Linked DNA regions of Homo sapiens: region 1 is linked to region 2. A link is an interaction called in ENCODE POLR2A ChIA-PET data of the cell type or tissue named here. Cell type or tissue: Caco-2. All regions are shown on one strand. Each heading gives the region's core, and the rest is flanking DNA. Links, peaks and the distances in the headings are about the cores only. Region 1 holds the start of LOC124904962. Region 2 holds the start of LINC00261 (long intergenic non-protein coding RNA 261).

The links. Peaks named below come from ENCODE experiments on the same cell type or tissue, not always from the same donor. Only the 100,000 strongest peaks of a DNase experiment are listed, where the experiment ranks them.
Region 1: POLR2A ChIA-PET joins it to region 2 with 6 read pairs; 2 of 35 experiments call an interaction of 5 or more read pairs at or near these places.

What each region holds. Positions count from the first base shown.
Region 1 is chr20:22,742,459-22,757,690 of GRCh38, forward strand. It overlaps LOC124904962, which reads left to right and starts at 2,212. Exons shown (of 2, transcript XM_047440637.1): 1 at 2,212-2,423; 2 at 3,974-4,533. The coding sequence starts at 2,296. The coding sequence ends at 4,199. In Caco-2, for the core only: no CTCF peak of the experiment used is centred there; no DNase peak of the experiment used is centred there.
Region 2 is chr20:22,563,543-22,578,774 of GRCh38, forward strand. LINC00261 (long intergenic non-protein coding RNA 261) reads right to left here and starts at 15,100. Exons shown (of 4, transcript NR_001558.3): 1 at 14,968-15,100; 2 at 4,252-4,343; 3 at 3,141-3,263; 4 at 1-1,574. RefSeq lists enhancers at 1-220, 221-746, 4,310-5,128, 5,129-5,946, 7,857-8,456 and 2 more. In Caco-2, for the core only: no CTCF peak of the experiment used is centred there; DNase peaks (open chromatin) are centred at 7,991 and 9,189.

The DNA.
Region 1 (15,232 bases), core at 4,561-9,560, 180 kb after region 2:
CCTAAGGCCAGGAGTTCAAGACCAGCCTGATCAACATGGTGAAACCATGTCTCTACTAAAAAAATACAAATAAAATAAAAAAAAAATTAGTCGGACAAAGCAGTGGCACTTGCCTGTAATCCCAGCTACTCAGGAGGCTGAGGCAGGAGAATTGGTTGAACCCGGGAGGCAGAGGTTGTGGTGAGCCAAGATCGCACCACTGCACTACAGCATGGGCAACAGAGCCAGATTCCATCTCGAAAAAAAAAAAAAAGACTCTTCATAGACACCAAGATCTTTGTGTTTCTAAATTCAACAGCCACTTTCTATTATTCCACATAATCTTAGCAACAGTTGAGCAACCACTCAGCAACTACTGCCCTCTTCCTGTAATACTTTCTTTCCTTGGTAGATCCCCTACCTCCTTGAGTACTTTTTCCTTATACTCTCCTCTACTCATCCTCCAAATGCTGAAGTGCTCTTTCCTGGGCACCCTTTCCTTCTTTATCTGCAAACTCTCTGAGTGACAATATTTAGGCCTCAGACTTCAAATCCTCTACATGAAAAGACTCCAAAATTTCCACCCGCTCCTCTCACCTAAACCCATAAACCCAAATCTTCATGGATGTCTATAGGGAACATGTCTGTAATGGCCCAAACAGAACTCCAGGTGTATTCCCCCAATCTACCTAGAATATTTATCATTTCATTTCTGCAAACAATATCCAAAATTGATTCATTTTTTGCTAAAGCCAAAAGTCTATGCAACCTCTCTGAATTCTCTTCTTCTTTCACACCAGTAAGTCTTCCTTTCCTTACATATATAGATATCCTGAATCCTTCACTTCTGTGAATTCTCACTACCTTAGTCCAAGCTTCTAGAACACTGGAAGAGTCTGTAGTCTCCTAAGGCATATACTGATTCAGTCATTGCTCTGTATGTTTTAATCCCACAGAGACACAAGGAGATTTTTTAAAAGCATGGATCACATTGCTTTCCTACTTCAGACTTTCCAACAACCATGTCCCATTGCTTAGAATGCAGTCCAAGCACTTATCTGGGTTCACTTACTCTACTTGGTCTCACCCTTGTCCTCCCTTCTGATCTTGTCTCCAAGTTGCAGCTTCAGCAGCCTACACCACCACAAGCCCGTGCTTGTTTCTAGGCTTAGCACTAGTTATTTCCTCACCAAGGAATGCCATTGAACTTGATCTTTGCAGAGTAGGCTTCTTCTTGTTGCTCAGATCTTAGATTAAATGTAAAGTCACCCAAGAGGAAATCTGTTCAGAGTGGCTGCCCAAGCATGGCCATTTTGCTCCATCTAAAGTTTCTGGATAGTCTTTTTCATCCCCTCATTCTCTCTCTCTCTCTCTCACACACACACACACACACACACACACACACACACACTTTTTCCATTACTGTTGGCCTTCTTCACTGCTGTATTTTTGATGCTGAGAAACCTGTCTGGCACACAGTGTGTGCTCAATAAATGTTTCTGACTGAATAGATAGAAGATACAGTGGAATGACTTGCCCCAAATTGCTCAGCGAGTGGCAGGAAAAATGAAAGAGTCTACAACCCTTGACTCTTTGCACATTATGCCATCCCCAAAACAGGAAGATTGTTAGTACTATTGCTTTTTCTGAAATATTATTTGGCCTTTAAAAAGAGGGAAATTCAGTCATTTGTGACAATGTAGATGAAGCTGGAGGACATTGTGCTAAGTGAAATAAGCCAGGCACAGAAAGACAAAGTCTACGTGATCTCACTTACATGCAGAATCTAAAAATGTCGAACTCAAAGCAATAGAGAGTAGAATGGTGGCTACCAGAGGTTGGGGGAAGGAATGAGGAGATATTGATCAAAGGGTGCAAAGTTTCCATTAGAAGGAAAATATGATTTTGGAGTCTATTGCACAGCATGGTAACAATAGTTAATAATAAAGTATATTTTTAAATAATGAAAAGAATACATTTCCAGTGCCATAACTCTTAAAACTCACTGACAAACTCAATTTCAAGTGGTAACTTAGATTTTGATGTTAAAAGAAGTGCAAGACCATATCACAAACCTAGCAAGTCTAGACTTGCATTTGCAGGTGACTAAGATTTCAGATGATTCCCCCACGTTAGAGATCAAATAAATCTTGATAACATGCCTGTTTGTCCATAAAAACTTAGTTTTACATACTAACACTGCCTTTTGTGTATATTTAAACAGAACAAATGGTAATTTATTATGTTCTCCAGAAACTGATTTTGCAACATTGCTAAACTAGCAGACTGGAGAGATGCTCACAATTCTCAGATGATATGAGTGTTTCTCTGCATGGGCATCAGAGCTGCCACTGCTTGACATTCCAAGAACTTCCCAGCTACAGGTTCATCACCTTCTCCTCCCAGGAAAGACATGTGAGATTCTGCACAGAGACAGGAATGTCGTAAGTATAACTTGCTCTGTGCTTTTCCTTTATTTGAGGCAGGAATTCATTCCCTGGCTGAATGCCATGGGTTACTTATTCTGGGTATTACATTGCACTTTATTAGATACAAATAAAACTTTTATGAAAGTGTTTATAGGAGTGAATGCTGGAAGACCCACTTATATCTCACAGGTGCCAAAGAGCCTGAAGTCATGCCAGTGGTGGAGTGCTGATTGGAACAGACTGGGTTTGGATGACATCTCTACTCATCTGTAATGGAAGCTGTGTCAAAGTAAACCTTCCTCAGGCACCTGTAGTCTGCCTTGGTTGCTTAGATTTGTTTGTAATTGTTTTTATCCTTTCACAAATTGTGCAATACTGCTTATCAAGCAATGATTAGTAAATGAACCTGTCATTATTTTATCTCACTGAGTAATATCAGGAGTTATAAAAAGAAAATATTTCCCAAGCCTTACCCCCACGACTCTAGTATCTACAATTCACTGGCCTTAACACCAGCCTACAGTCCTAAAATGGTATCTGATACTTGTTCATCAGCTTCTTCTTTTATTTTTTTTTTCAGATAGGAAAAATTTTGAAAAACTCTGGTGGCCTTTGGGTGATGAAGTTAATGATAATTGCCACCTTTTTTCATGAAGTTTCTTGAACTTTGACAACTTTAGGAACAATAATACTGATATTGATAATATGTCATCTTGTTCTCATGTTCTGTGATTCTGAAGGTGAATATATATATTATTTTCATTTGACCAGTGAGGAAAATAAGGATGAGGACATAATTTAAACCTGGTCAATTCACAGGCAGGGACAAGGTGGGACTCACAGTCAATTCTCTGACTTCCAGTCAGAAATCTTGACCCTAAGCGTTTTTCGTACATGAATAGGTTAGATCTATTAATGAGTAGGTAAGGTGAGATGTGGGGTCTATCCTGGCCTTTTAGGTGCAGGTTGAGTTATCAAATCTATGAGAAAAACCACATCCACTAGAAGTCAGAGAATCTGAATGTGAGTTCCACCCCTGTCCATCTTATTTACCAGGTATAAATCATGTTCTCATTCTTATTTTCCCTCAGAAGCAAGAACTGACCACCATGTACATCAGCTGGAACCTTTCTGGAATCCACACAGTGTAATAATCCTTAGGAAAAGCTACCTGGGATTCAGCTGTTACAATCAGAAGGCCACGAACACTCAACTGGAACCTTTCATAATCCCAGTAAAAGGAAAGATTCAGCTCTTGTCCTGATTGCAGACTTTGTGTTGGTATTTTAAAATCTGTATCGGTGAATAATTTCAAATTTTAAATCTACCTACATAGTTGACAAAGACTTTGGACTGTGATGATTTTAATGTGTATCTATGAATTATTTAATACTCTTTCCTTCGAAGGGTAGAATACATTTTCACTTTTCTTAAGTGTGGGGTAAACTTAATGACTCATTTGTAAAAAATAAATTGAAGTATGCATAGAGGTGTCACTTCTAATGCTAGGTCATAAAAGACGTTTTGTTTTCTGCCCTGTTCTGTCTTTCTCTTTGATCATTCAGGCTGGGGGATGCCAGCTGCCATATTGTGAAGACCCTCAAGCATCCCTGTGGAGAGGTCCCCATGGCACAGAAATGGACTCTCAGCCCAAAAGCCAACAAAGAACCAAGGCCTCAAGCCAGCAGCCATGGGAATGGGAATGTGCCATCTTGGAAGCCAATCCTGCAGCCCCAGTCAAGCCTTCAGATGACAGTAGCCCCAGCCAATATCTTCACTGGATCTTACTGAGAGACTATGTGCCAGCATGACCCTACTAAACAACTCTCAAATTTCTGACCCTCAGAAATTGTGTGAGATAATAATTGTTTTTTGTTTTAATATGCTAAGCTTTAGGTTTGTTTGTTACTCCAAATTAGACAACTAATTCAGAATGCAATATATACACTCAGCCAGGTCAACTCCTCTGCTTCTTGATGCCTGGGGAGAGTGGAGAGAGTGATGGATCCCCATTATTATTGCACCCAGGGTACACTGGTCTGGGTTTAGAATGTCTTGTGCTTTTTCAACCTTCTGTTCCCACATTTCTCAGTAGTATGTATATTAAACTCTCTTCAGTAACCCACTTTGAGTCTGCCATTTTTTCCTGTTAGGTTCCCACCTGAAGTGGCTGCCATGTAACATCTACACAAACTCCAGCAAGTGGTGGTGGTATCACCTGTGCTGTGAATACCTCCCAGTGCAACCATGCCTATCACATTGGATGATGCCATTCAGAGCTGCTAGTGTCAGCAAAGCCAGGCTCCAGTGTCACCAGGGTGGTTTGCCTGCATCACAGGTTCTTCGCCGACATCACCAATGGCTGTGCTGCCCAGGCTTTGCTCTCTCCAGTGCTCCTTTGATATTTGCGCGCCCCCCACCTCCTCCTAGGACTCAGAAGTAAGTCATGTGAGATGTGCGGGAAAGGAGCCAAGAGAAGGGCAATTAGAATCACCCTGAAGCAAATTTGTCTTTCCAGGATGTCCTGCCCAGGGCTTTACTGGGGTCTCACATGAATAGCTCTTGGCAGTGCCCCAGTGCACTAGAAATGCTTATAAATTCCTGAATCCCAATGTGAACAGAGTTTGGGTCAGTCTGGACCCTTGCTTCATACACTTAGAAGTCAACTGAAGTGAAAGATTTAATTTGACTATATTTTGTGATTCATAAGTCATTGCTTCTGTAAAGATTTTGAATCTGATACTCAGAGGCTAAAATACAAAGAATTTGACACCATCCTGGGATCTTGAGTAGGATGTACATAGAAGACATGATAACAGGCTGGGCACTGTGGCTCACGCCTGTAATCCCAGCACTTTGGGAGGCCGAGGCAGGTGGATCAGGAGGTCAGGAGATCCAGACCATCCTGGCTAACACGGTGAAACCCTGTTTCTACTAAAAATACAAAAAGTTAGCCGGGCGTGGTGGTGGGCACCTGTAGTCCCAGTTACTGAGACTACAGTCTCAGGCTGAGGCAGGAGAATGGTATGAACCCGGGAGGCGGAGTTTGCAGTGAGCCGAGATTGTGCCACTGCACTCCAGCCTGGGGGACAGAGCAAGACTACGTCTCAAAAAAATAAAAAATAGACATGATAACCAGAAATGTCATTTGATTCTGGAATCCAAGACCCCACCAGGAGCTGTGATGCGGCCCGGGAGGCTGCTGAGAGTGCCCCTTCTGAAGTCAGGTGCCACCATAGCCTGTCTCGCCCTGAGCGTCCCTCAACTCCACTTGTCTCCTCCAGCCCTCCACCTCTTGAAGCAAGTGGAAAACCCTTTTCTATTTTTGGAAATGCTTACACAAATGTGTGAAAGAGTAAAGGATTTTGTCTCAATCCTGGCAAGTCTTCGTCTTTCCGATGCCTATGAGGATGATAAAAAAGTTTCGGGAATAGATGAATTTGTTTACAGAGAAAGCCCTAAAGACCGGGGTGGTTTTAGATAACATTTCCTAGGGCTATTCAAAGACCCCAGGAGCTTCTCTCCCTTTATTTTTCTTGGTTTCATTTCTGAAAAATGAAGGCTGTCTTTAAATCCCCCAATACTGTCAGAGACACTAAATCCAAAGAACATTGCTGCATTCTTTGCTTTGCTGTAAGGCTGAGAGATTTTTTGTCTCAAGATCTTTTGTTGCTTCTTTATTAAACTGGTTAAAGTATAAAACGAGAGAGAGGGGAGAGATTCCTTGAACTTCAGTAGCTGTGGCTTCAATTGTAGCTCATGTTGCTTGTTTTTAGTTATTGACAGAAAGCCTTAGTTAGAATATACCAAATCTATTCTTTGAATGTATTATGCTGATGTAGGTCACTGATTATCTCCATGCCAGGCACCATGAGAATTTTTCCTTCTCATCTGGCTCCTCGACCTTCCTGAGCCTTCAGCTGGTTGCCCGCCTGCACCTCCAGACCTGAGCTTCACCACCTTGTCCCCTCTCCTTTTTTGGGGGTTGAGGTGTCTGCTGAGCATTCCTTCTTGGTTCTATTGACTGAATCTCACGCATCTTGCATGTCAGGGCCTTTCAAGCTCTATGGATGCTGTACTTCCTATTGCATTGCCTTTCTCTTCTTGACCATAGCCCACATCATCATTGCTACACCTGCATTCCTAATGGGTAACCCACAAAACAGCTTCCCAATGCACTATGGGATACTCTAGGCCCATGGGATAGCTCCTAGAGCCCCCTGGTTGGTCAGAGCTGACCTCATTATCCTGCTCAATAAACTGATTGTGTGGAGGTGAGTTTTAGGACTCAAGGGCCTCAGCTACACCTTCCATCCTAGTCCTTGACCACTTGCTCAGTGGAGACCACTCCTTTACCCCAACCAACCACACCTGCTATTGTCTTATCTCCTAAAGCTGACTGCTCTCTTGGGCTCCCCTGGACTGGGTTTTTGTATAGATTCTGTTGCATGCACCATGAAGAATTACAGTTCCCCTGTCACCCAAGCTCAATCCACTCAGATACCCTGCAGTTCTACTCCAACCCCGGGACTCAGATGGAGCCCAGGGGCTCAGACTGCACCACGTGATGCAGTGTTTGACTTCCCAGTGGCTTCCTGAAGGAACCAGGTAGCATAACTTGGAGGAGTGAGACAGTTAATACCCGTGGAAAGGAACTAGAACAGTGAGAGAAAGGTGGAAGGAAGGAGTCATGAAATGAACTTCTCCCACTTTCTGCCCTCAAAGGCCATCTTGAGATGCCCCATACAATAGCTGGAATATAATGAATACCAGAAATGATTTATTGTGTATCTGACATTTAAATTTAACTGGGCACTCTGTATTTTTATTTGCTAAATCTGGCAGCTCTGACTAGGGATCAATATCTGCGAAGGGTAGAGGGAGGAAGCAGAATTTGGCCAAGGAAGAACCTGGTCATAATGCAGGGCTGGCAAAGTCCTGGCCACCCCATAGGGAGCTCTGGATCCACAGTCCCCCATCAGGGTTGTCAGAATTAGGTCAAAAAAGTCTGCCCTTATGCCCCTGCCTTGCTCCATCACCCTGGGTATGGTGTGCAAAGCACACCAGGGATGGTGTACAAACCACACTAGGAATGGCCTGACTGGGCCAGGCAGCTCTCAGCAGCTCATGCCAACTTAGAAGAGCCAGTGGCATCCGATGGCCACACTCTGCAGCTGGGAGCAAGTCCTAACTTGAAGGGGGGTCTTGGCAGCAGATCTATGCACCCACCATGGCTAGTCTCTACTTTGTTTTCTCCTCAAATTTCTTTCCTATTCAGTCATTTAAATAAAGGAGAGCCCTTGCTCTGATTCTGTGCCTTGCACACCATGAGTCCCCCGCTTCTGTGCTCCCTATGGACATGCTTCGAGTGCTCCCCTTCTTTCTCCAAGTTATTCGTTTGCCTGTGATGTCTTCCCTGCCAGAGGCTTAAGCTCTTCCACAGGCTGTACTGTGTCTTTTTCATTTAGAAAAAAAATATGTTGAACACTAATCATGAATCAGGCACTGGGGCACTACTGTGAACAACAGCAACTCATTCAGGCCCACCTTGAGCTTAGAATTAGCGGCAAGGTGCACTCAGTTTAGACAGGTAGATGTGGTATTATGATGGGTGTCTTAGCCTGGTTTCCTCCAGAAGCAGACCCTGAAACAAGAATTTGTTGCATTAAGTTTGTTTAGAAGATGATTAAGGAAACCCTGGTAAGTGAATGAGGAGGTGAAAGGAAAGGGAAGGCAGCCAGCACAGGTGTGTTATCCAGCAGTGACCACTGAGGGAGGGCACCTGGAGCCCCAGATACCATAAGTCATGAGAGTAATCACACCAAGGAACAACGGAGCTGAGAAACTTGTCCACCATGCCTGCCAGCTATTGAGGAGATCTGCTGTGTGTGTGTATGCGGGGCAGTTACTAATTTTCTAGCACTTCCAGTTTGGAGTACATGGGCTCTGGCCACAAGAAAGTCTTCAGATTTATTAGCCATCAGGCTGCTGTGAACGGCACTCAGAAGCCCTGGAGAACTATGAGTGGACCATTAACCACTAACGCTACAACTGAGAAGACCAGGACAGGGTGGAGGAGTGCCCAGGCATAACCCAACCTAACGCAGATTAACAGGAGGAGTAGAAGGAAAGGGAGTAGGTTCCAAGAGAAGATGCAACATGTGAGAAGGCTCAGAGGCAAGACATTGCTGGCCTGTCTAAGGGAAGGGAAGGAGTTCAAGCAACGGCAACATCGATTGCTGGGCAGCACTGTGGGTGGGGCCAGGGAGTTGAGGGAAACAGATTCTGGGAGGCTTTGAGAGCCGCTTCATGTGTCTCTGAGGCCAGGCTCTCACAGCCATCTGGAGTCCTTGGCCGACTCAGCTTAAGAGAAGTCTGTTTGCTAAAGGGCCTCAGACAGTGTTGCTGTGTCATGGGATCTATAGCACTACTACCTCAAATTGAACATTCTAAATAGGGCTTACAAAAATAAAGCATTTCTCCCTTAATATGAGCAACACCACTGTCATTATCACAGAGAAGCCCACTTTGCCCCAAACCCCTGCACTTAATTCGAAGGTAAAATTCAGGCCCAGGAGCACCCCTCCAAACTCCTCTGGGCATGTTGAAATGCGCCCTCCAGCATGCAGTTTCTCCCCTACAACGAGGCTCATGAGGTCAAATGAGTATCAGCACTGCATTGATCCTACACACCAAAGGCAAATATTTTAACATAAAGAAAAGGACATACGGAGTGAGAAAAACAGTCTGCAACAGTGCTGGGTTCTGGAGGGCAATGGGAACTGGGCCAGCTCTGACCCCAAAATCCTTACCACCCTAACTAGAATTCCAAAATCATTCCCAAGTAGCAATCAAAGTCACCGTCAACCTTAAAGAATTTAGACTGTAGCTCGGGGTCAATGGTAAAGAATCTACAGTGCTGAGAAAAATGTTCTGCTTGTTTATACTCAAGAAGTTTATTGAAGTCATTGGGCATGGTGATGATGATTTTTTAACGAAAACTACAGAAATTTCTCTCTGTCATATGCAGCTATGTAAGGAGGGACTTGGATTCTTTTTTTGCTCAAGGGTCCATCTTGAAGTCCATGGATTGTCCTGCCTCTGCATTGTGTAGGTTTGTCTCAGCTCCCTGGTTTGTAAGCTTGCATGTTCTCTCCACCAAGGGAGCCTCTGTCCAGGCAGTTTGGTGTGGGTAGAAATACCTGCCCCAGAGCGAAAGTCAGAGGACCTGGGTTCGGGGTCTTCCTTGGTTGGTTTCTTAGGCCTCAGACATTTATTTCACCCTGGGAAAGTCACTTGGCCTTTCTAAGGCCCAGTTTTCACATCTTTAAAAAAGGGCATGAAATAAGTCTTCTTTTGCTTTGCTGTTACATATTTGCTCTTGTATAGGTATGTATGTGGTATAGTGCTTGTAACAAGGCAGTGTGGGATGGGAAATAGCATGGACTTTGAAACCTGAGAGATTTCCTTCAAATCCTACTGCTGAGCTGTGGGTAAGTCACTGAGACTCTTTCAGGTTCAGTTTGTCCCCCTGTCATGGAGAACTGTTGTGAAGATCAAATAAGATAATAGATGCAAAGTCATCAGGTCAAGTGCTCATAAACAGCCACATGAATCTATTTTGGGGTAAATGGTGATGCATGCTGTGGTTGCTCAGCAAGTGTGCATGCATTTATTTGCCTAGACACTCATGGATGAACACCAGACACCTTCTCAGTCAGATTCTTAGTTGCAGACAGCAGTGTACCCTCTAGTAAATCTGAGTGGAAAGGGATTCAGTAAAAGGTATTGGGATGCTCAAAGACCTCTGGAAAGTCATGTATTTAGGTGCGGATGCAACTCAGCTGTGAACAGAGCAGCCAGAGATGCAAGGAAACCTCCGAACAACCTCAGCAGAAATGCCATCTCCTGCCACTCAGCACACATGATGTTAGGGCCTGGACAACTGAAGCTCCAGCACAGCTACCCCATCCCAGTGTACAGGGCCTCCACCTTCTGTTGCTGTAGGCTGTAGCAGGTCACACAGGGAGACTTAGTGTCAGGGAATGCTGAGAAGTGAGGTGTTCATATTTTGAGCCTCCATGGCACTGGAAGGTGCTAGAATGGGGTTGGAATGGGAGCCGCATGAGCTCATCTGCAGTGTAAGCCAGCAGTTCTGTCATCCTTCCACCCTGAATGAGTCCTGGAGAAGGGCAAACATCTAGGTTCACACACTTATGGTAGAATGTTCTACTTAGAATTGCCTGCAACATGGATCTTTATTAGTTTTTAAAAATAATGATACGCCTATAATCCCAGCACTTTGGGAGGCTGAGGCAGGCAGATCACTTGAGTTCAGGAGTTCAAAACCAGCCTGGCCAACATGGTGAAAACCCCTCTCTACTAAAAATGCAAAAATTAACCAGGCATGGTGGTGTACGCCGGTAGTACCAGCTACTCAGAAGGCTGAGGCAGGAGAATCACTTGAACCCGGAAAATGGAGGTTGCAGTGAGCACTCCAGCCTGGGCAACAGAGCAGGATTCCATCTCAACAACAACAACAACAAATAACATAAATAGTGATAATGATTTCAGGTCTGAATGTGGACATAGAATAATTTTGCTTGAAATTACTTTTCCTCCTAGATACTCCTCCTAGATTCCTCTATTTATTTTCAAAATAGTAGGGAATTTTGTTTTGAGTATTAACCTAATTCTCTTGGGGAAAGTTGTGTACCTAGAGAAAGGAAAGGATTTCCAAATCACTGCCAGTTTGGGGAAATACCTAAAAAGGACAAGTGCCTTTGGTTCAGGCCAGTACTTTGGCCACAGAGCCAGCGGTCATTTTGAGAAAGATATTCTCCCCTCTCTGCCCCAGAAGGTCCCTCAGAAGCAGAGCTTCAGGAGGATTTCTGGAAATGTGTTTGGCTAGATGGCGTTGCCAGGAAAAGTCAGCAGGACAAAAGCAAGTGGGACTGCAGAGGGAAGGAGGATAAGCAGGGGAAAATCCCTGCAGGGAAGCAGCAGCTCCAACAGCAGGGAGCTTGCAAGTCGCACCTTAGAACTGCTCTCCAGCAGCCTGAGGATGGCCTCTGACCGGGATACACAAGTGCTGGCCACTGCATGTGCGAACACCCGAGAGCCGATGTGTATGAAGGTGACTAGGTATCCATGAGCATCTGACAGCATCAAAATAACCTGCATCCACATGTAATGGGTGTGTCTGTGTGCATGGAGGAAAGGAGTAACCTTGGGAATAACTTCCACTCTAAAGGACCCACCATGTGCCAGGCACCATGGAAACAAGACAAATACACATGCTTCCTCTAATGGTTTCAATAGCCCCATGAACCAAGGGCCAGTTTTACACATGGGGAAACTGAGGATGGGGAGGCAAAACAATTTGTCCACCACCAGCAGGAAACACTCCAACACTAGTAAGTGCTGGAGTTTGGATTTGAACAGGAGTCTATCTGAAAATATATATTCTCTCTTAACTATTAAAATCTCCTAATAGATGATAGACAGGTAGACAGACAGACAGACACATATAATACTTCCTTTGTATATGTGTTGATATCTATATCTACATGTGCATAAACAGATGAACATTGATTTTGAGCCTTAGCACCTGTGTTGACATTGATTAAGTAAAAACCATAGGGAAATAAACACCATCCCTTCTTGCCTTCAAGTTTATTTTATTTTATTTTTATATTTATTTATTTATTTATTTATTTATTTTTGAGATGGAGTCCTGCTCTGTGGCCCAGGCTGGAGTGCAGTGGCATGATCTCGGCTCACTGCAAGCTGCGCCTCCCAGGTTCACGCCATTCTCCTGCCTCAGCCTCCCGAGTAGCTGGGACTACAGGCACCCGCCACGATGCCTGGCTAATTTTGTGTATTTTTAGTAGAGATGGGGTTTCACCATGTTAGCCAGGATGGTCTCGATCTCCTGACCTCGTGATCCGCCTGCCTCGGCCTCCCAAAGTGCTGGGATTACAGGCGTGAGCCACCACGCCCGGCCGCCTTCAAATTTATTGAGATCCTTTTCTCCTCGTTCCACATTAGCAAGCGTTGCAAAGGCTTTTAGTCACACAAAGGCAGATAAAGCAAGCCCCAGAATCCTGCTCCACACTCTGAGCCCCACGGTGGTGGGAAATCCTGCAGGCTCCTGGAATGTGCCTGGAGGAGTGGGCTGAGGTCCAATCAGGCAGCGCTCAGCCTCCACACCCATGACAGAGTAGAGGTCCTGCGGTCACGGGCCAAGGCCATCAGGGTGCTGGGGTGGTGGTCCACTCTGACTGCCCATCTGAGCGCCTCACCCTTCATGGTGCCACATAGGGGAGTCACAGCACAGCAAGGCTTGGAGCACAATGAAAAAGCTTTGCACCTGTGGGCCCCCTTGGGAAGACCATCTCAAAAGTCAGTGGTGGATTCCCTCTGCAGCCCCTTGCCCAGCCACAGAACAGAAGCAAGGTGGCTCTCGACAAGTGGGAAAATTGAGTAATGCCCCTTTCCCTGGCTTCAGGGGTTTGCTTGTGTACATGCGTGTGCATGTACATGTATATTAGGGCGTCTGTGTGTGCCTGTGTGCATATGTTGTGTGGTGGATTGACATGTACTTAGCTGCAGGTGTTCAGGCATGCCCTCACATATAAATAGGATGCCTAAGCAAGTGCCACAGCCCAGCCTGGTATTTCCCTGTACCTGGTGCACTGGCACTTAGAATATTTCTTGACTGATAGATTGAGCTTGCCAATAATCCACTTGGGGTGATTTATGCTGGCATTTCCCTGTGATCTCAAGGTGAGTAGACATAAAATCTGAGTGGCTTATACAAGTAAACATGGCCTTCAGAGGAGATGGGCTGACAGGTAGCTGGAGGGCCTGAAAAATCACACCAGCTCAGGCCAGATGAAGGAGAGGTCCAATTTCCCCAGGTCCTTTATGTTTTTGTCAAATGGGGATCCATCTTCAAGTGATGTTGGGGCAGGGTTCTCCAAAGAAGGGCAGCGAGGGAAGGAAGAGGGACAGGAAGGAGCTGAACAGGAGCAGGTTCGAGCTGCAGTCTGGCTTTACCCTGATCCCTGGGGGAGCTTTGGAACAAACTGCACCACAGTCTCACCTTGCGAGGGGCTGGCCTTTGTACCCTGAGCCAGTCACTGTTTATTGGGGGTGGGTGGATGGGCTGTAATCTCCTAAGATGCTTCCATGATCCAATGACAATTTTCCAAAATGGGGGTAGCTCGAAGCTGAGACAGCTGACTTCCCTGGCAGCTGAAGGCTGTGCACACTGGCCAATAAGGGATCTGAGTGGGGTCTGACCAGTATCAGAGTGATTTGCAGGTAAGGATTAAGCCAAGGGTAGTCATTAAAACTAATGACAATTGTTTTGGTGTAACTAACTTTATGTCATCTCCAAATAACCTAGTAATTTTTATTAATTGCAAAAGCTAAGAACTTCCTGAGTAAATTATCTCCTGCTCCATCCACTGTCACCAACAATATAGAAGTAGTTTTGACAGTATTTGTCTATCAACTTCCAATTTACTGACAGGAGAAGCATGATTAATTAAGACATCTGAATTCCATCATTAAAAAAATGAGGTTTCTTATTTTAAGAAGGCATTCAGGGCAAGAGGTGAGTTAAGACTATGTGTAGCATTAGCATTCTAAATTCTCCTTTTACATTATAAGTTTTGCACTTCTTTTGTGAAATTTATTCCAAAATATTTTATTCATTTTTATACTAGTATAAATGCAATTATTTTTTAAATTTGATTTTTGGATTGTCTATTGCAAGTTTCTAGAAATACAACTGAGTTTTATGTATTGATGGTGAAGCCTGTGCCCTTGCTGAATAGAATTGAATCTTGAAGCTAGTCATCTGAGTTCTTCTGGGCCTCTCTATCTGATGCCATAATGAGAGGCATAGGGAAAAGGTGTTGGAAGGCAGGGCAGTGGGAGGGGCAGGGGCTGCCTAATGACAATGTCCAAATGCTAAAAGAAAGTACGTACTCAGCTAGACATCACACTGGAGGTTACTTTTCTCATTGAAAGACCATCAGCATTAACTATGCCGCAAGGCATGCAGACAATGAGAAAAAACTCAGAGCCTGCTGGCCAGGGAAAGCAATGCTTTCAGAAAACAGAAAGCCAGATGATGGATACCAAAGTGCCCTGGAAGTGGAGATACCAGTGTCAGGGGTGGGGGTGGTGGAGAAATCCTCTCTGAGCTTATGGGAGGAAAGGAAAATCTCCCTAGAAATCACTAGTTGAGGACTCTGTCATTCGAGTAACTAACAGACAGAAAACTCACAGATAGTAACAAAAAGTGTTCAGAACTAGGGAAGTTAGTATTCAATTCACATCATTCTGGGCCACAAAAGTTTATGCCCATAGAGTAGAATAAGACTGGGTTTGAATGGAGGCAGTTCCACGGCTGCACTCGGATGGTGTTGGTTCCTTACTTGTTCCCCAGGAGTCCAGACATGATGAGAAGGACCCACAGTATTGTACTTGGTATTTTGTTGTTGTTTCAGGGAAGACAAGTGAGGCCATGCTGTGAAGACCACCTCAAGATTTCAGGGCTTCAAACAACAAAGGCTGTTTCTTGCTCACAATGTATGTCCACCACAGGTCAGCATGAGGTGGGGGGTTTCTGCCCATCATAAGGTACTCAAGGACCTAAGCTGATAGAGGTTTCATCTCTTAGAAGGACAGAGGCTTCATCTCAACAGATGTTTCTGCGGAGATAGGGAAGAGGCACAGTTAGTCATGTGCTAGTCCTTAAAGCTGCCAACCAGGAGAGACATGTGATGTTCTGCTCACATTTCAATCAG
Region 2 (15,232 bases), core at 6,207-11,206:
CCAGCTTGTGAAGCACACAGTCCTCAAAAGGGAAGGAGAGATGGTTCCATGCACTTTAGGGTTGACATTTATTACTTTAAACAGGTTGGGTTCCATTCCTTGTATGCCTTTCTTTGCTCCAATAATTAGCAATGGTGCTAAAAGTAGTAAAGCTCTCTCCCCATTAGCCATGCCATGGGTCCTCCTTAATTCCCTTTTTTTGGAATGTGTCACTGAATCTGCGTGAATCTGTGTGCCCTGGTGGGCAGATGGTGGGGCATTGTTGAGGGTGCTGTGGCTGTTTGTGTGCCCTGTTGTGTTCAGGGCTCTTCGAGGAAAGTACACCCACTCTGCCCTCCCAGGGTGGGCTCACCTTGGTTGCTGTTCACTTTCCTGTAAGGGAGGGGTTCATTTCCAACGTTGTATAGATAGCAAAGAGAGGCCCACAAGGCATGGGACCATCTTTCACCCCAAACAATCACTCTGAGTTTGTGAATATTTTCCGGTCATAGAAAGAGATTTCCAAAAATTAGCTACTCTTCATTGTTTATTCATTGTTAGATTCAGTAACCTCAGGGGAGCTTAAATATCTACCATGGCAGCGTGATTGTCACAGCTTCAGCTCTTAGGGCAGGACAACTCCACACTTGTATATTTTAGGATCTTTGCATTGACAAATGTTAATGGCTGTTGGTCTATTGGTTCAGCAAGATTTTGCAATTCCTGATGTTCACAGACCTCCTTCCCTTCTCCTGGGCTCTGTATTCACACACAGCACCCATTTGGACTGGGACCATTGCCTCTTGATTAGCAAATCTGGTGCTGTGCTCCACTCCTCAGTTTATATTTGTTGAAAACTCTGAGGAAAGTGTCCAGGAGCAATCTGATGCAGTGTCATGGCCTTTGGGGAAATGCTTGGGAGGGTCAAAGCTCAGCCTGGGGAGAAGCTCATGTGCTTTTAGTCACAGAAGACTCTTAGGACAATCAGTGTGCTTTATTCATTTCATCTTTTTGTTCCAGTAGCTGTAAATAAGCAAGTCTAGAGAAAGTGTAAGATGTGGTCAAGAAGAGTTATGCAGTCATTAGACTTTTGTTTGAAAAGAGAACACCTTCCTGAAGGCATGTTTTGAAAAGGTCCTATATTTTCATGACAGAAATGATGCCTTGAATGGCTACAGCTTTCAGCCTTGGTGAGCCCCAGCCTTATTTGATCCATATTTTAATTACTCTGTGATTCAAATCTGCATCGTAGGGAATCAGTACAGCGACATAAGAGCTTCAACCAGCATAAAGAACATTTTCAGGAGCTTTGTACCCCTTAAGTTCCCTGAGGAAAGACAACACACCAGAACAGGTGTCACTATTTCCACAGAGAAACCTGCTCATGCTGGAAAATGTCTTGCTAAGTGGCCTCAGAACCATCTTCTCAGGCTGGAACAGTGCTCCACCCACATGCAGAATCCTGACACAGTGGAACGCAGCCCATGTTGATGAAATAAATATTTAGTAAACAGGAGAAACTGAGTTTTTCAAAAAGGTATTATTATAATGTTTTTAGTGATCATGTCTTAGTTGAACCATCTTGATGCCATTTCCTAGAGGAAGAAAAATGTACAGTAAGAAGTCCAGTAAATATATGTAGATGCACATGTTTCAATAAATACAATCAGATGGAAAGTTGTCAACTTTTGCTAGCTCTAGCATTTTAAAAACTGTACATCAACAGTTCAAATCTTTAAAAAAAATAGATGAAGGGTATAAAACAACTTAAAGTCCAATGCGTCCCTTCACACCAGGCTTGATCGAGAAATGAGAAACCCATTTTACAGGTGAACTAAAATGAGATAGGTATTTCATTTACCCTTTTACAAAGGCCAAATGGGAATGCTTTCCAAAGTTGTTTTTATATTGGAGGTAAAGAGGGGGAACAGGAATTGGGTGAAACATAGTACTCAATCAGAATCTCCTGCAAGTCTTCTAGAAGCATTCACTGGAACTCAGTGACAATAAAATCCCTCCCCATGGTGTTCCAGATTACCAACACAGATATCCATTCAGAAGAGGATGAGATCTCAGAATGGGGCCAGAAGAGGACTTTGCTCTACCCTAAAGACACCGAGATCTCCACAGTACTTAACGTGTCCTTCAAGTGCTCCCTGATCAAGATAGTTGTTTTTTAAAATGAAAAGAAACATGACTTGATGACAACTTGAACAGTGAATTAAAATTTCATTTTGAAAGTATACTGTCACTGTGAAAAAATTCCTGGATTATAACACTACAGAATGCTATGAGAGACGTTTATCATTTATTCTGTCTTACAGTCTATCTCAAATTGTTATAAAATGTTTTAAATGCAGAAAACTAAGTGAAAAATCTCTAAACCTAAATTATCATTTGACTCATAAAGCATTGCTTTTATCACAGGGGACATGCAAGAAGGTGGCTGGCCACTCCTCTCATACATATCCCTGTTTTTCTTGACTTGAAAATGTCTCAAGTATATTTATTAAATATGTGTTCATTATTTAACAATGAGAACTATGTATCTTTTCTGCGTTTTTCCTACCATGTCACAGAACTCAAAAAGCACATGATACCAGGGAGGGAAACAGGTTCGTTTTAGAGAAATATGAAAACAGTTGTTCTGTTACATAACTGGGGTAATAACAGTATTATGGCAATTCCCTTTAAAATAGCATTTGATACACTTCAACAGAGGGAGTGTCAGGCATTCTGTTTTGTACAACTTCCGGCTGCATCAGCACCAGTTGTGTCAAACATGTTGATATAACATGGTGTTTATAAAAGTCGAGTTAGCTGTTCAAATGTACTTTATTTTTCTTTTCCAGAAATTCTACAAGACAGAGATGTGGATTCACAGTCAAACACAGAAAGGATACTTAGTTCTCAATGAAGCCGGGGGGAGGGGGTAGTTTATGAGAGCTTCCTTCTAAAAGGAGCTGTCTGTTCCCTGAAGAAATGACAATTCCTTGTCCCAAGCATCACTCAAAGTTCAAAAGAAGCATCTGCAGCCCAGCACAAGAAAGTGTTTTGCTACCAACATCCTGATGCCACTTGCACCTTAAAAGTGGTTAATACCTGCTGTGGATTGACTCAGATAAACCAGGAACAGCATCCCAGAATCTCTGCACACTGACCTGTGAATTGATGAAGCCAAAGACCACTGGTGAAGTCCATTTCTCTCCCTTTGCTTTCCTCCAAGACAAAGAAGAGTAGGAAACACACTGGGAGTTTTTTGTTGTTGTTTTATTTTGTTTTGTCTTTTCTTTGAAAAAAAAAAAAAAGATAAGCATCCATTTCCAAGTAATTTGAAGCGAGATAATTCTAGTTAGTGAAGAATTTCAATAACGGCTTTCCTAGAAACTCAAGACTGATTCAAACAGCAAATACTGAGATGCGGTTCCATCCCAATTTATGGGGTTTTCTTTTCCTTTTTGAGGAAATAAATAATTTTAAAGAGCCACAAAAGAAGGGAGGCAAATTATTAGATATTTTGCTTGACATCAAAGTGATTTTACATTTATAAAGGCATACTGGCTTTCAAAATTTTTAATGTTCCAGTCCTAGCTAAAAAGTCATGTCATGTCCCCCAAAACGAGCCTGAATTGATGCGAGGTTTTATGCAGACTTTAGGTCTGGTGAAGGGAATTTTGTGGAGCTATGTGTCACGGTTTGGGGTGAAATTAAACCCTACGCTTGATTCCAGTGTCCATTTTGAGCTCGTTAGGATTGCATGTGTTTTTCCTGTTTGCACCCGCTTTCTTCAGCCTTCTATGCACATACAGATGGTTACATTCTCATACTGGGTACCTGCAGAAGGTCACATGCTTTGCATCAATGGCAATTAGTTCCCTTTTTAAAATGGAAAATGTCATTAAGTTCTTGAATAATTCAAGAGTAGAGGTCACAATACAGTGTCCCTTTTGGGGGTCTTTATGGTGCAAATGGCAAAACAAGGCGATCCTATCAGTAAGAGTAGATCTAAGGTTTACAATGTAGCTCTATTTAGTGTGACAGGAAAATTAAATTACAGGAGGCACTCACTCATTGTCACCCGTTAACAGGCTTGGGAAAATTGTGAATCCCTGGGGGCAAATCACTGACGACGTGCGAGGGGAATAAAAATATTTCATTTTAATTGGCTGTTGTTTCCTTTGCTTGATTTTGAAAACAACAAACATAAACATGTCCCCCACAGTTCTCCTTGGAAATAGGGTCCCGAGTCTCCCAAACACGACCCCAACTTACAGTCTCTGCCCAGAGGCCGGCGGGTTAACCGCCCTGGGAAGCCTAGGTCTGTTTTCTCAGCGATGGTTGAGCTGGTCTTTATCCAGGGATTCCTGGGAAGGAAAATATAGGGACAGGTTTCAAATAAAAATGGGCTTCCACTACTCCGCCCCCCGCCCCCATCGGAGTCAGCTGGAATGCAGTTATTATGTTTCTGGAACAAGGGCAGCCCTTCGATTCTATCAGGACTGAGGAGGAGGAAGGGAAACAGAGTGACGCGGAGGCCACCCATTCTTTCTCCTCCCCAGAGGAAAAGGAGTTCGAGCTCCTTTTGAGATACCGGGTCGGAGAAGGTGCAGCTCGGGCTGGAGCAGGGTGGACGAGTGTTCGAAGAGGAGAAAGTGCAGGCTGGGGGAGCGAAACGAAAATCCTGAGGTCACTAAATGAGATAAAAGTGTCTCCAGGGCCGTGCCAGCACATCCTAGCCACCACTGGTGTCACCAGCATCCCGCCCCCCATTCTAGCCCCCTCTGTTGTCCCCCATTAAGACTGGTGGGCGTGGCTGCCTGGGTCCCGCTCCCACCGCAGCGGGGTCGCGCTCCCAGTCTTGACCCAAGGCCGTCTGCCTGTTCGCCCGGCCCTCCTCTGCGCGGTGCCCAGCGGGCTCATCCGGACGGGGCCGACCTTGGCACCTGCAGGAGAAACCCTGGACTCGCCAGTGTTACCGGAGACGGGAGAGCGATGGGGAGGGCGGGAGAGGAATACAGCTGACAGAGCCCATGGCGACTGGGGTGGGATAGGTCGGGTCCGGTGTGAACTGGCTGCCTAGGGTCGGTTCCCTGCGCTTTCTAGAATTTGTGGGGGAAAAGCAAGAATGACCGTCCCTCTGCCTCGTGCTCTTTTCGATCTCTCCCCCGACCCCCAGTGACATTTAGCAGGCATTTTCCTTTCGTGGCCTTCTCCACTAAGACCCTTGGAAGTCCTATGTCAGCGAAGTGAGCGTTGGGAGGGGACGAGAAGAACCCCCCGGAGGGCCAACCCGGGTTCCGCGTTTGGCGCATCTCGGCAGCCGGAGCTCGCCAAACCGGGACAGCCCCACGGACCCGCGGGGACTGGGGGCTCGGCCGGCTGCTCTGACGACCTCGGCGCGCCCGATCGGCCCCGGCTGCCTGGCCCCGGGTACCCGGGCACACGCCGCCTTCCCGGAGCCCGAGCACCCGCTCCGGCTCTCGCAGCCTGAGCCCAAGGAAGGCTGCTCTGCAGGTCCCCGGGCCACTCGCGGGGAGCCCGAGCCAGCCCGCCAGCCAGCGGCTAGGGCCTCACCCAGGAATGAGGAAAGGGAGTGCTGCTTTATTTCGGAAGCAGGTCCGACTCTGTGAACACCTAGATAGAGGGAGGCATTTAATTTTTATATGCACATATATATATATTGCAACGTGATTTGTCCTAGGTAGAGTTATTTGTGCCTCAACTTTGATACATTTCATGGTAGAATTAAAGGACAAGGTTCGTGCCTGGGGTGGGGGCGGAAGAGAATAGTGAAGGGGCAGTTTAGATGTTTTTTCTTTTCTAAATGATTCAATTTAAGCAAACACTTGGGGGCTCCAGGCCGCTGTAATTCCAAAGACAATTTTCTCTTGTTTTAATTTGATTTGCATTTTTTCAACGTTGATAATACTCAATTTCATGGCTGAATACACATGTAAACACGGTTAGGTCGTGTTTTTCGCCACTTGCACCAAACAGAATGTCGCTTGTCTCGGTGCCATGGGAGGTTACACGCCGCGTCCTCAAAATATCTGCAAGTTTCTCCTAAATTATTTTTCAAAACTTGGCCTGGAAATTTGTCTGAGCTTCAGAGGTGACGAACTAAAATATATCTAAACTGAATATATCTACTGAACTAGCCAAGGTGTGGGAAGACCTGCACAGACATTGCAAAAAGGAAGGCAGTAAAGGAAACAAATTCCTATTTGATATAGAATCAATCCTATTTTTACCCGGCATTATTTTTCTATATTGTATTAATAGTTTTAAACAATCCAAAAATAACAAAGAAATTATCTTCTCCCAGAAATGTTTTTAATGTGGATTTCATTGCTAGAAAGACAAGCATTGAGAAATATATAGCTATACCTTTATAAGGAGAGGTTTAATTACCACTATTGAGCTATTTTATCAAACATAAAAATTAGAAGAAAATGCAAGGTGAAATTGAGAAATAAGCGTTAGTCATATCAAAACTGATATTCAACAAAATAGCACTGCCAATGACAATGAAAGTAGGATGGTGTGACCTGCCTGTGAGCAGCTACCACAAAACTGTAATGCAAGCATATCACACATTGTTTTGCCCTCAGGACACAAACTAGACAGACATTGTGCAAAGAAATGTTTGGCACCTAATAAATTTATTAAAACTCCAAATACATTTTATACTCCATTTACGAAACTGTGCTGGAAAAAGTGAGGACACACTTTTTTGGTTTGTCCAAGAATACCTTATGTAATAAAATGGCTGTCTAATTTCCAGAGCTACCCTTCATTTAGAAATATATATTTATCTGCTTGCTATTGACTAATGTGGAATATTCAATACTGTGAGCAATATTTCTATCTCAAATCTTAAGAATTTACAAACTACAATGTTTGTTTTATTTTAAAAATCCTTAAAAATGAAAAGAATCCGTGAAAATTCTAAATCCTAAAAAATAAAATAGATCTGTGAGACTTCTTAAAATGCTTTATGCTCCAGGCTGGCTGATAATAGGTAACTGTATTTTAAATTGAGGTGATCTAATTTGAAAAATATCTTTTATCACGTGAAAGGCATTTAGGCAAACAAGAAAAAATTCCATTTGAAAGACAACAGACTTTGAAAGAGAAAGTCGCTTAATTTTTTTAAAAAACACACTCGTGGCAGGCCGACTGTCCAATGTCTGCAAGAAAACTGTTCTTCACCATTTGGCTTTTAAAAAAAGAATTATTAAATTTTAAATTATAATTGTTAGGATTTGTACTAAGGTTTTCTATTGTTTTGGAAGACTGGCCATTATGCCTACTTTATTTTACACAAATAGATGGCAGAGTACGCGCGCTCCTCACAATTGCTTCACAGCAAACCCATTCTTAGAGATGGAGCTAATGAAGGGGGCTAATTGTAACACACAGTCTATTCAGAGAATGCAAATGTTGGACAATAGAGTACATCTTTCCCTTTTTCTATTAGTAATTGAGGAGTAAATGGAGATCTTGTTAAGGATCTTAGAAGTTTGATCGTCACTGAGTGAGTTTGCCATTTTAATTTGCTTTCATCCCCAAAACAGATCTGTATTGAGACATGGCTACCTCAGCCAGAAGCAGAGCTGCTGCACCTCAGACAGAATCTGTCCTCCACCCTCAACTTCATTGAACTGGGTCTGAGCTGCAGCAGGAAACAGGGAGAAGGGCTGGGGTGGGGGAAGGGAGGCAAGGGAGGAATGGTCGGGAAAGTCTCTGGAAAGCATTCTAGACAGGTGGGGACTTCCAGATGTGGTATGGTTGGGGGCTTGGGAACTTGGGAGGGTGTGCACCTTGGGAGAGTCATGAGTCCTAGGAAGAAGTCACAGAACCCACCCCAACCCCTGCAAAACGTCCAGCAGCTGGGAGTGGGGAGGCGCTTAGCTAAGGGTGTCATACAGGGATAGTGATCTGCCTGTTCTTTCATGATGACCAAGAGCCCAGAGGCCTGAGCCTGAGGTAGGGAAGGGGTGTGTGTGTGTGTGTGTGTGTGTGTGTGTGTGTGTGTCATGTGGTGTGTGAGAGAGAGGAGGCAGGGAAGGAGGAGAGAGATTGTGGAATGCAAGGGAGAAATCATGCAGTTACTTTTAGTTGTTTACTGAGCAAGGGCAAAATCTAAACCGCGCTTGCCACAATCAATGAAAGGATCGCCTCAGCTTCCAGAGTTGAGCTCCCTAAATGAGTCTGGCATTCTGATAACTGCAGGTGAGCACCTGAGATCAACTCCTTCCCACTGCTCGATGCTGGGAAGAGATAGGGATGCATTTGTTCCTGAGCTCTGGGAAGGGAGAGGCAAGAGGGGGATTTAATTGTCTGCCTGGGTGAATCGAAATGTCCTTTAAAGCACAGAAATCAAGAGAGATTGGCCTTTAATTGGTAAACTTTGCTGATTGGGGGAGGTGGTAATTAAAATGGAAAGAGGACAAAATACAGATTGGCTACTGCTTCCCCCACTGTCTCGCCCCCATAAACAGCCCCCAAAATTGGTATTCTCCTCCCCTCTGGCCATCTTTACAAGGCTCAGCACACAATCTGATTGTGGGTAATTGTGTCATTCTTGTGTCCCAACCTTAGTCTAACACTCAGTTGTCCAGTTTGGAGTGAGAATACAATTTTATCTAGAACTCTGTTCACTTCCAAGAGTTGGCCATACACATGCCAACACGTGAGGAGCTGGCCTTAGAATCCAATTGTCTGCCTGTCTCTGAAATGCCGAAATGGAAGATGCTAAGTCTGCAGGGAATCTCACACCACTAAAAATGGACAGGCCAGGGAACTTAGCTTCCCGGATATTGAAAAGTAAAGGAGACCTCCAAGCCAAGCCTGAGCCCTGATTTGAGGAGGTCTAGTGCTCATTTCCACTCTGTGTCCCCGGAGCCTGGCACAAGCTTGGCAACTGTTCACATGCACACTCAGATGCACTCTGCTGGAGTGGTGCTCTTGTATGCGATGGGCCTACTGGGTCCTGGGCAGCATCCTCCCTCCCTGAGGGCTGCAGGTTGATGTGCCTAGGCCAGCATCCTATTCAGGGGCAAACCCCAGAGGCAGGTGTTTATGGAGATCTGCATTGGCATATATGTGAGGGGTGGGAGGGGGAGGCTTGCCGCGGGGGCTGGGGCCAGGGCGTGCTGGGGACCAGCTGTGGGCGGTGTATGCATTCCAGCTATGCTGTCACCTGGGTTGTCAGGCCACCAGGTGCAGGTCAGGGGGAGGTCAGAGGCAAGAGCCTCTTAGGACATTCCTAGCCCTTGCTCCCAGAATCCCTCGGTAGGGAATAAGGCAGACAGGCTGTAGCTCAGAAATGATTTGGCTATGTGGGTTGTTTTAAACTTATATGTCAGCCCTTAGTCTCTGCCCCTGACATTTTCTCTCTTGTCTGGCATTTTCTCCTTCTAATCACAATGTAAGAGCCTGCTTGCTGCCTCCTACTTTCCAGCACTGGCTAGCTGGCCCTGGAAGCATCAGTGGGGAGAAAAGCGTGGTCCAGGACTGAATGAACTTCTGCCCAACTTCGAGGGACCATGGCCACATAAGAATTCTGACTGTTACCCCAGAAGACAGCATGAGAATCCAGCCTGATCCCAGACATCACCCATCCTCGTCTCTTCTAGGACAGTCCACGGGGTTTGTGCCATCCTTCCAGGGGGTACCAAAGCCTGGCTCTTCTGAGATCTTCCAGTTTCTTTCCAGCCTCCCCCTAACACTTCAGATGTCCCTACTCATTTTCCAGATTCTGGAGTTCTGGTGAAGGCCGGCCTCCTAATTCATTGAAATAGGAATTGTCTGTGCCCCAGAGTCCTGGGAAGCCAGAATAAGTTGAGGGAATATGAGTTGAAAGACTCCAGCTCAAAGCTGCGCTGTGAAATTGGAGCAAGTTACCTAACTTCTCTCAGCCCCAAGACCATTACCTGTAAATTATGATTTCCACCAGCAGGAAGTGGGGAAGCTTAAAAGAGATCCTGTTCAGGAAGATACCTTGCATGGTTCCTGGCACCTAGGAGAACCCCACTCAATTGTGATTGGATTGACTAGAGTTTCCATTCAAAATAAGAGAGGGCAGGACGTGGATGGGAGCATGAAGGCCACTGAAAACACTAAAATGGTAAAACAAAGTTTCTGCCTATAAATTGACTAACTTTTCTGAAGGAAAAGTCTCTCTTTTCTAGAGAGGATTTTCTCAACTAGCAGGGGATAGATTTGTTGAAGTTACAACTTCTTTCTGTGTGTGAACTGCCCCAATTAATGTAGCTCAGAATCACAGAACAAATGAAAAATATATAGTGAAATTGATCTCCTTTATTTGAAACTTAAAATGGGTTTGTGGAGGTAAAGCAGGCAAAAAGCTTGATCAGAGCTTTATATTTTATACTGAAGGGTGCACATGTTGATATCTTGACTTTTTTGCTAAAGATGCTTCTGATTTCCATATGAAGCTCTCTATAACCCAGCTCCTGCCCTGGAACCTCACCCTATTCCTTCACTGAAAACGTCATCTAATCATCATCTGTCCTTTTCGATTATCCAGCTATCTACCTCAGGCCTTAGTGCCTTCCAAGCCCTCTCCTCCAAATACTTCCAAAGATTGTTTTATGTTTTCAAATAAAGCACTTTTAACATTCATGAATTCAAGTTAGGAATTATATATATGCTTTCCTTTCAGTAAGCAACAATTTCCCAACAAAATTCAATATATAATTACTTCTGCTTTATAAAAATAGAAGGAATAATAAATTGAGATTATATTTTTCATTAAATACCAAGTCAAAATTCACATGCATGCAATCCTATTTTTATTTGCTCAGATCATTACCAACCCTAGTTCAAAAACATCCCTGCTTATTTTTGGACCTGTGTCTTATTATTTTCAAATCATTGAAACAATGGGAAAGCTGATTTACTGATTAAAAAATAAACTAGGACCCAACCATTTAAAGAAGCAGAGATTGAACCACATAAGCAAGTAGAACTAAAAAACAGTAAACAATTCTCGTCACAAAGTTATAATGCTGCATTACACGCCAGTATTTTTCCCTTACACATATGTTTGTGAGGCTGAAATATTCTCTCTCAATAAATTTAATGATGTTTAAGTCAAGAAAGTATAGTATTGCCAGCATCATCTCCTGACACTGCTGGGAATATTGCTGCCTCTGATTAACAAGAGAGGGTTAAACCCCAGGCACTTGCCCTGGTGGGAAGTGAGACCTCTAGCTTTGCATGAATGAATGTAACTTAATTTGTTGCTTCTTTTAGCACTCCCAGCTATCAGTTGTGTTATCTAACAGTGAAATATCACCCCTTCTTTAGAGAGAGATTGAGGACAAGTAAGTCAATGCTTTTTAATGTGAACCTGCGGGGGGCGGGGGGAGTGGTGACAATGACATCTGACCAGTCCATGTGAATGTTGGCAGTGAGCTCAGAGCTCTGACAAACAGCAACTAACGTAAAAAATAAGCACACTGGTGTGAAGGTATGCTTGTAAAAACTCCCTGTCCTCTCTACCTTTTCATGAGTGGTACTTTAGCACAAGGTGGCAGCTTCTTCTGCAGAGGATACAAATGATCTGGACTAGGCCCCAAGGGTGCAGGGACTGAGGGGGAGGGGAGAATAGGCATCACCTCCAGTCTAGCAAGAGGGACTGCCACGGAATTACAGCTTGTAAAATAAGCCTCCATCAGTCTCCCAGGAGACAGCCGGCCTCAACTTGGGTGTTCCCTGCTTGTTAGCCTCAGTCATAATTGGTCTCTCCTCCCATCCCACGTTGTTGGTTTTCTGTGTGTGGCTTTTGGTGTGAGCGTGTTAGGTCATCAACAAATACAATAGCGGGAGGGGGCAACTGGGGACACACATGATTGTTTTAGAGAAGAAAGGAGAAAAGGGATAAGAGAGTGGGCAGGAAGGCTGTGAACAGAATGGGGAAGATGGCCCAGGATTTAGGCTTCCGAGGCACCCCCTGGAGTGCTCCAGGGTAGGGAACTCCCTGGGAGTTTTGTTAAAGGGAGAAGAGGCCTGCTGGGAGCTGGGGACCCTGCTGAGCTCCGCTGAGGACATTCATCCATTCAACGCTATTTTTGTTTGCTTGTCTCTGGGGGTGCCTGTAACATCCTGCCCACATCCGGTGCCTCTCATCAAAAAAGAATTTTTCAAAAAATCCCAATCAGGGTGATTTGCTCTAGAAAGGCCACGTGTGTGGAGCTGAAGACCTAAAGAACAGCCCAGGACCCTGGCGGGGGTAGGGTGTGGGTCACAGGCCTTCATCCTTTTTCCATCCATTGTTAAAATAGATTCTCACTATCTTGTCTCTCCATCCCCCATCTCCTTTTACCTCTTCTCAGAGGAAAGCTGGGGATAGCGGCTACAGTAAATTTCTGATCTAAAGTTAACTATAAAGCCTAGAGTGGAGATGTCTTCGCATTTAAGGAAGGTTGAAGATACAGTGCATTGTTTTTGCTCAGAAGGGGAAAGATAAAGATAAGATCCCTAGACCCTTGAGTCTTTATTTACTGTAAAAAGAACATTTGACTGGGAAGGAAAGAGCAAGAAGTGTAATTAAGTCAAGTCGCAAATTTTGGGGATTGATTATTTTTTTCTGTTTGTATGTTTCAAAGTTTTACATTTTACTCGACAACCCCTGGCTGGCCTGGTTGCCATGGTGCTGCCTCCAGGGCTGGTGTCCATGCTGTCCCCCACCCAGTAGGATTTCAGGTCTGAAATCTTGTTCTTTTGCTACAGCAGGGACAGCAAACTGGAGCTAATGGCACTAGGGTGTGCGTGGGGGTGGAGGTGGTCTATTCTGTATGGCAGGACTTGATGCCTACGACTTTGCGGACATAAGCCAGAACGGGCTGCTTGCAACTCCAGGTTCATGGTGTTTGGGAGGAAAATGTTTCCTTTCCTGCGCTCTCTTGCGGGGTGAAGGTGCATAGTCAGAAAAGGCCTTGCTGCTCTTTTGAAACATAACTGGTGTCTGCACATTCCAGATCTCATCTCGGCCACCCCTCCCTCCAAGCCAGGGCCACCTCCAGACCCCCGGATGTGTAGAAGCATGCACTGCCCCGAAGAAAACGCGTTGCCCCCAGGTAACTTCAGGTACCTCCTAGGGCTAACGCCTCCTTCTATGCCATATTGAGCCTTATCTCTTGCTTCTTCCCGCCCCCCTCCCACATTAAAAGGCCCCCAAAGCATTGAGGAGCGGCTTCTCTTTATGAAGCTGGGGAGAAGGCGGGCGATAAAGATTGGGCGTTTAAATTGGCCATTTGGAAGATTACATCTCTTCAGCGAGGGTCTTTCTTTCAAAACTCGCACTGAATTAAGGGTCATGGCTACTCCGTACCCGGCTCTCAAAGGCACGGCACCTTTGAATTAGGTTGCGGAGTGGCCTGGGCGAGGGGACCCGGGGCCATCAAAGGCCCGAGGGAAGGCCGTGGGGCGACACCCGTCTAATGACAAGTAATTGAAGGATTCGACGCCGCGCATTACCAGCGGAACGGGAGGCATTAATTATTTAAAAACGATTAGCCTTGCCGTGTGTCCTGCAGGCGTCCCATCATGTTCAGCGAAGATAACCAGCCACCCGAGGCGAGCCGGGGCTCGGAGGGCGGCGGGCGCGCTCCCCAGCAGGCTTCGGGTGCGGTGGACACGGGCGCACAGCCCAAGGCACCAGGGAAGGAGAGGAGGGGCCACCAAGGGTCCCCACACAGGAAGGTGACTACATAACACTGACCCTGCTGAACAACGAAACAGATTTCTGCCCACTTGGGTTCGAAGTCTGGTGACTGCGGCGCAGATGGGAAAAGCTTTCCGGTCGGGGGTGGTGGGCAATTTCCATGTGCCAGTTCCCTGTCGCATCAGACCAAAGACCCAAAGTAACCCAGCCAGGCACGGGCCTCTCACAGTGCCTGCTACCCAGGCGTTTAAAGAAAAGACCCCAGAGAGAATGTGGATCTGGCGTGGGGGCAGGGATTGGGGGGGGGCGCTGGTAGACACCTGGGGAAATACAACTTTATGAGGTTTCAAGGGGCAGCAGCAGAACTACTATTTTTCCGAGGTCCACGCCTTTCCGCAGGCGGCGGAAAGACGCGGCTGGTTCTGTTGGGTCCTACAAACTCGCGTCCTCCGGAATTCCCGAGGGCAAGCCCGGCACGCGCGAGCGTGCTCCTGCCCGTGGAAGGGGGGAAATCGGCGACTGGGTTGCAGGGAGAATGCGATGATAAATGGCCCTGCGTCTGCTTTCTGACTTTCTCTCCTGGACCCAGCTCGTAACCCCAGAGGCTCCCCAACCTGCCTGCCGCCAAGCACGGCTGTGCGCAAAAGGCCACCAGCCGCTTCCTGCAGCCAGAGCTAAGGTTCACTCGCCTCTTAGAAAGGCGCGGCCCCTCCCCTGCTGCTGCTTGATGACGATCCCCATCGTCTCCTCGGCCTGCCTGTGTCCGAGAAAGAGTTGAGACTGGACTCGAACCCCTGCGCGCCAAGGGGAGGGCGTCACCATGCTCCGGCCTCAGCCTCTTCAAACTCCCATGCACCACGCACATCATTTTCTGCTGACCCCCACACTAGATTCTGGGGCCAAGGGGGTTCCCCACACCCCACCCTCCACTGTTCTCTGGAAACATGCTGCTCTCAGATCGAATCCCCAGACCCGAGCCGCTCGAGGGGCCTGTGTGGCTTCCTCGGGGCCCTACCAAACTCCTCTAACTGAGCTCAGAGCCTAAGCGGTCTGAGTTTGCAACTCTACGACCCCTCATCCTTCCAAGTCATGCACTTTCCGAACCCCCTGCAAAAAAACCCAACGCCTTGAGTCTCAGTTGGCTGAGCTTACCACCAGCCAAGCCCGCCCGGGCGTCCGAGCCCTGGAAGGGAGAAGGACTGGCTGGGGGAGGGGCGGTGAGCGGACAGGAGTGGGGTGCGGACGCTGAGGAGGGGAGCCGGGCGCGGTCCCCGGGTGGGCGCGCTCCCTACCTGCGGCGGCCGGCGGGCCGGCTGGCGGGCGGGCTGCGGAGCGTCCAGCTCGCGGAGGGAGGAGGCCGACTGCTCCGAGCCGAGGCATCCCCGCATTTATTTGAGCTCAAACCAAGCGACTGTTGACTTTAGCACACAAAGCAAAGATTTCACTGCCCGCTAGTTTAAAAATGAATATTTTACCAAGATATCGATCAGCGTTATAAAATTCAGTTAAGTACAATGGGATCCTGGCAAAAAAAAAAAAAAAAGAATAATAAAGGAG